2 separate regions of the Homo sapiens genome follow, and region 2 is linked to region 1. A link is a loop called in an ENCODE intact Hi-C map of the cell type or tissue named here. Cell type or tissue: Calu3. All regions are shown on one strand.

Region 1 (2,500 bases):
CAGGTGATACCCCCACCTCAGCGTCTCAAAATGCTGGGATTATAGGCATGAGCCACTGCTCCCAGCCCACTCCCTGCTATTTTTAGTTCTATTTTTATTTTTATTTTTATTTTTATTTTTATTTTGAGATGGATTTTCGCTCTTGTTGCTTAGGCTGGATGGAGTGCCAAGGCCCCGTCTCGGCTAACTGCAACCTCCGCCTCCCAGTTCAAGCGATTCTCCTGCCTCAGCCTCCTGAGTAGCTGTGATTACAGCCACCTGCCACCACGCCCAGCTAATTTTTGTATTTTTAGAAGAGACGAGGTTTCACCATGTCGGTCAGGCTGGTTTCAAACTCCCTACCTCAGGCAATCTACTTGCCTCGGCCTCCCAAAGTGCTGGGATTACAGGCGTGAGCCACCGTGCCCGGCCTTTAGTTCTATTTTTAAAAAATGTTTAGCAACTGGGACTTGCTAGACCGAGCCACCATCTTTTGGGAGCAGAGCATGAGAAGCCTGCTCCCGTTCAGGACATGAAGGGAGACAGACGCAACATCTGGACAACAGGGTACCAAACAGCCCACAGGATGGCTGTGATGCACCCACAAATCCCCTCAGAGGTGGGCAAACTGAGACTGGCTGGAGGTGGGCCAGTAAGTGGGGTGCTGAGTTGGGGGCCACCCAGTGGGCTGCAGGAATGGGGCCTTGGCCCAGAGACTGGCTTGGGAAGGGGTGGCGTTTAGGAAGCTGTGAAGCCAGGGCAGGGGCTAAGGAAATACCTGTCATTGGGCATGGGGCCCCCAACCCTGCCCAGTCTCACCTTCATGTGCAGGCTCGAGCCCAGGTACACGGTGAAGATGGCCACAGCCTGCCACCAGTGGTAGATGGTGAAGATGAAGTCCTGTCTCTCCTTGTCTTCGTACAAGATTCCCAGGAGTGCTGCAGGCAGGCAGTACAGGGCAGTCAGGGGAGAGGTGTCACCTGGGGCCTGGGGCTGCCTAGCTACCATCTACGAACTTTACTAAGCCCTGTATGTGTCCCAGCCCGGGACCAGAGAGCGCCTAGAAAGTGCTGTAAGCTGGTCCTGGCCTGCCCCCTGGTGGAGACCCTGGTCACCACGCTGCTCACACGCTAAGCAGAAGTAGGAGCAGGTGTGCCGGGTTGTGTGGATGCAGGTGGTCCCGCTCCGCACCACATGCGTGGCCTCAAAAGAAGAAAGCTCTGTGCTTAGTCATGTCCTGTCCCCAACCCCAGGTGTGCAGTACCAAGCTTGCAGGCGCTGTTTCTCTTTCTCAGCCTGGACTAGAGAGATCGAACTGTTTGCAGCTGCCAACTCTGCAAATCAAACCTGAAGCTAAGCATGGAGAGGGGGCTTCCTTTCCAGTGAGTCCTCCCAGGGTGGGCAACAAGAGTAATGCATTGGGAGTCAGAAGATGCACACTCGTTCTCAGGACTGTAACGTTGGCTCTGTGGGTGATTTGGGTACTTAACTCCCCAGAGCTGCTTTTCCCAATGGTGAGATGAGCCTATGCCTATTGTGTGCTGTGTTCTGAAGTTCTAAAGTGAGAAAGTGGGCATGGCACCTGCCAAATCATAGGGGCCACTATTAACACCTTCACCAGGCACTCAGGACATGAACACTCCTGTCTTGGGGCCCTGCAGGGTGACTTTACCCCCACAGTGCTGCTATGAAGAGACAAGGATCCCCCAGGGTTCACCGGAGGAGATGGGATATGGAGCTGGGCAGAGGGGATGCCATGACCAGACAGGGCACAACATGGGTCCAAGATACCCAGGATGGACTCTGCCCAGAATTGACTATCCTTGGGCAAAACGGCCAAGAGACTGTGGTGCAGTATGAGGCTCCAGCCCCTGCTACAGACAGAGACACCGAGCCACCCTCTGCCCTGCCAGGAGCAGGCATGACCTCTGCCACTCCACACCCCCAAGGATGACGTTCAAAACTGTTCTTAGTTTCGGCCCATCAGAACAGACACTGACATGGATGCCCTGCAGGACTGTGCCCATGTGTGCTAGCTGTGTGTCACTGCATGTGCCCATCTGTGGGCAGGGAGCATCCTGGAGCTGAACATGGGCCCACCCGCTGCCTTCTGCAAACAGGGCCCTGTTCCCCAGCAGCCCAGACCTGGGGCCTGGACTCTGGTACTGAGCAGACTGGGTTGGGGCTGCAGGCCTGCTCCTCTCTATACAAAGGCCCATGTCTGTATCTATGCCGTGGATGTACAACAGGCCACTTGCTCCTACCACATGCTCTGTGAGGCAGAGACCAAAACATCTGCTCCAAGTGTCATGAAAAATATGCCAGGGTAAGCCCTGTCCCCTGGTATGAAAAGGAAGAATCCCTGATGTGTTTTTCATACCGTCCCTAAGGGGTGTCCACAGAGCCCCACACCTGCCCCCTGTAGCCACGAGATTTCACACTGATGCTCCAGTGTTGATGGGGCCCTGTGCCCACCATGGGGTATTAATGGAATGTCCATGGCGTGGAACCCCCACACCTG
Region 2 (2,500 bases), 160 kb before region 1:
CGACATTCCTTAGCCCAGTGTTTTCCTTTTCCACATCTTGGACACAGGCCAGGTGGCTCTATTTTTTTTTTTTTTGCTCTGTTTATTTAAGCCTGGGCAATTCTTTTTTAGATGACCGATTTGACCACAATTATAACATTTTCCCCCAAATGTTTTAACTTGTCCTCCTAAAGCAACCCCTGTAATTGCTTGAGCCAATAGCATTGCCTTATGCATAGCTCCTCCAATCCCATCACAAGCCTTCACATATTCTGTAATTACATCAACTCCTGCTGAAACCTTTTCTCTTAATGGCTTTATGGCTGATTGACACTCTGGATTTGCGTTTTGATAAGCCATTGTTTCTACAATAACTTTTCGGGCGTTATTACCTGCAATGGATTTTTGAGCCGCATCTTGCAACCTTGCCACGAAGTCTGGATATGGCTCTTTAGAGCCTTGTCTGATTGAACTAAAAGAAGGGCATGAGGTTCCTGGGTCCTGAATCTTTTCCCAGGCCCTGAGGCAAATAGCCCTTAGTTGTTCAATAGCCTGATTTTCATTACTGATTGTTGGTTAGTAGTGCCCCAATTTGGACCTGTTCTTAGCAATTGGTCTGCATCTATATAAGCAACAGGATTAGTAGCCTGATTTTTTCGTAGCTGTTCTTGTACCCCATCATTCCACCAGGTTTTAAACTGTAGATACTGAGAGGGTGAAAGGGAAGATTTAGCCAAAATTTCCCAATCATAAGAAATAAGTCTATTTCCATGAGCAATGGAATCTAATAGTGTTCTCATATAAGGAGAGTTAGGTCCATATTGTTTAACTCCTTCCTTCATATCTTTTAAATTTTTTTATGGTGATAGATTCATATCTAGTCTTGGTTCAGACAGACGCTCTTGCTTGACTCCCTTTCCCGGCCGGCATTGTTTGTAACATTCCCGGATATTGCCATGCCTCAAGATCTCCCTGTTTTCTGGCTGTAGCAATGGTCTCATGCAGTGCACTACCTTGTCCACTAGGTGGTACTGTAAGATCAAACGCCATCGCCTTGGGTTGTTGATATAGTGCCTTGCTATTTGGCACAGGACGCACCGCCTGAGATCCATACTGAACCTCTGGAGACGGCGGATACTGAAATACGGCTGACGGCTTGTGTTGATAAACTACCGATGGTTGGGTTTTATTTTCTACTGGCTGGTATTGCGGATACTGTGCCTGGATTGGCATTTGAGATTGTGACATCAAAGGCATCTGAACCGCGGGAGAAGGAGTTGGTGGCCATCGTGGTCTAAACTCTGATGGCCCAAATAATTCTGGACCTCCTTCTCCCAATTTTGATGATTCAGGATATATTACCTCCTGTAATTGATTATAGTCAACATTCTGCATTGACCAAGCCAGTACAGGCTCTACTGCATTTTTACAATGTGTACTTTCCATTCCTTTCTTAAACTCTGTTCCTGCCTCTTCTTCACAATCTATTACACAGCTTTCAGAGGCATCAAAGACTGAAACGCTATCTTCTTCTATTTGAAATGGTTCTAAAGTTGCTTTAATAATGGCCCAATCATTCCATGCTGTAAGTGGGATGATTTTACCTTCCCTAATTGCTTGTTTTAGTTCTTTGCCAATTTTTTCCCAATCTTTTAAATATTAAGTTCCCTGTTCTGGAAACCATGGGCAGAATTGTTCTATTGTTTGAAACAGCGTAACTAGATTTTCTGTAGAAGCTTTAACTCCCCCTCTTCTTAAGATAATTTTAATGAAGCTGAGATAAGAAGCATATTTACTTTCAGTTTGCCCCATTGTTACCCTGGATTCCTCTGAGCGCACAAGCTAACCACAAGGCTGACTGTGGACGTACTAGGGAATCTCTCGTCGGCTGTCCTCAATGCTCACGTTCTTAGAGTACCTTCACCCTACAGAAGGGCCCCAAGCTGGGCTCCAGATGAAGGGGTGGCCTGCCCCTCCACACCTGTGGGTATTTCTAGTCGGGTGGGATGAGAGACGGAGAAAAGAAATAAGACACAGAGACAAAGTATAGAGAAACAACAGTGGGTCCAGGGGACCGGCACTCAGCACACCAAGGACATGCACCGGCACCGGGCTCTGAGTTCCCTCAGTTTTTATTGATTATGATTTTCATTATTTCAGCAAAAAGGAATGTAATAGGAGAGCAGGGTGATAATAAGGAGGTCAACAAAAAACATGTGAGCCAAAGAATCTATATCATAAATAAGTTCAAGGGAAGGTACTATGCCTGGACGTGTACGTAAGCCAGATTTATGTTTCTCTCCACCCAAACATCTCAGTGGTGTAAAGAATAACAAGGCAGCATTGCTGCAAACATGTCTCGCCTCCTGTCACAGGGCAGCTTTTCTCCTATCTAAGACTTGAACAAATGCACAATCGGGTTTTACACCGAGACTTTGAGTTCCCAGGGGCAGGCAGGAGACAGTGGTCTTCCTCCATCTCAAATGCAAGAGGCTTTCCTCTTGTACTAATTCACCTCAGC

The links. Hi-C counts contacts between places; a loop is a spot of excess contacts. Peaks named below come from ENCODE experiments on the same cell type or tissue, not always from the same donor. Only the 100,000 strongest peaks of a DNase experiment are listed, where the experiment ranks them.
Region 2: a loop joins it to region 1, with 13 times the contacts of the local background. A loop is called at or near these places in 5 of 110 quality-filtered maps.

Annotation. Positions count from the first base shown.
Region 1 is chr4:8,960,131-8,962,630 of GRCh38, reverse strand. It overlaps the pseudogene UNC93B8. Among named protein-coding and RNA genes, the nearest start is that of HMX1, 90 kb to the right of the region's middle. In Calu3, no CTCF peak of the experiment used is centred here; a DNase peak (open chromatin) is centred at 1,070.
Region 2 is chr4:9,122,244-9,124,743 of GRCh38, reverse strand. All of the region lies in intron 2 of LOC105369250 (a long non-coding RNA gene), which reads left to right. It also overlaps the pseudogene ENPP7P10. Among named protein-coding and RNA genes, the nearest start is that of FAM90A26, 47 kb to the left of the region's middle. In Calu3, CTCF peaks have their summits at 812 and 1,025 (motif pointing right); a DNase peak (open chromatin) is centred at 1,013.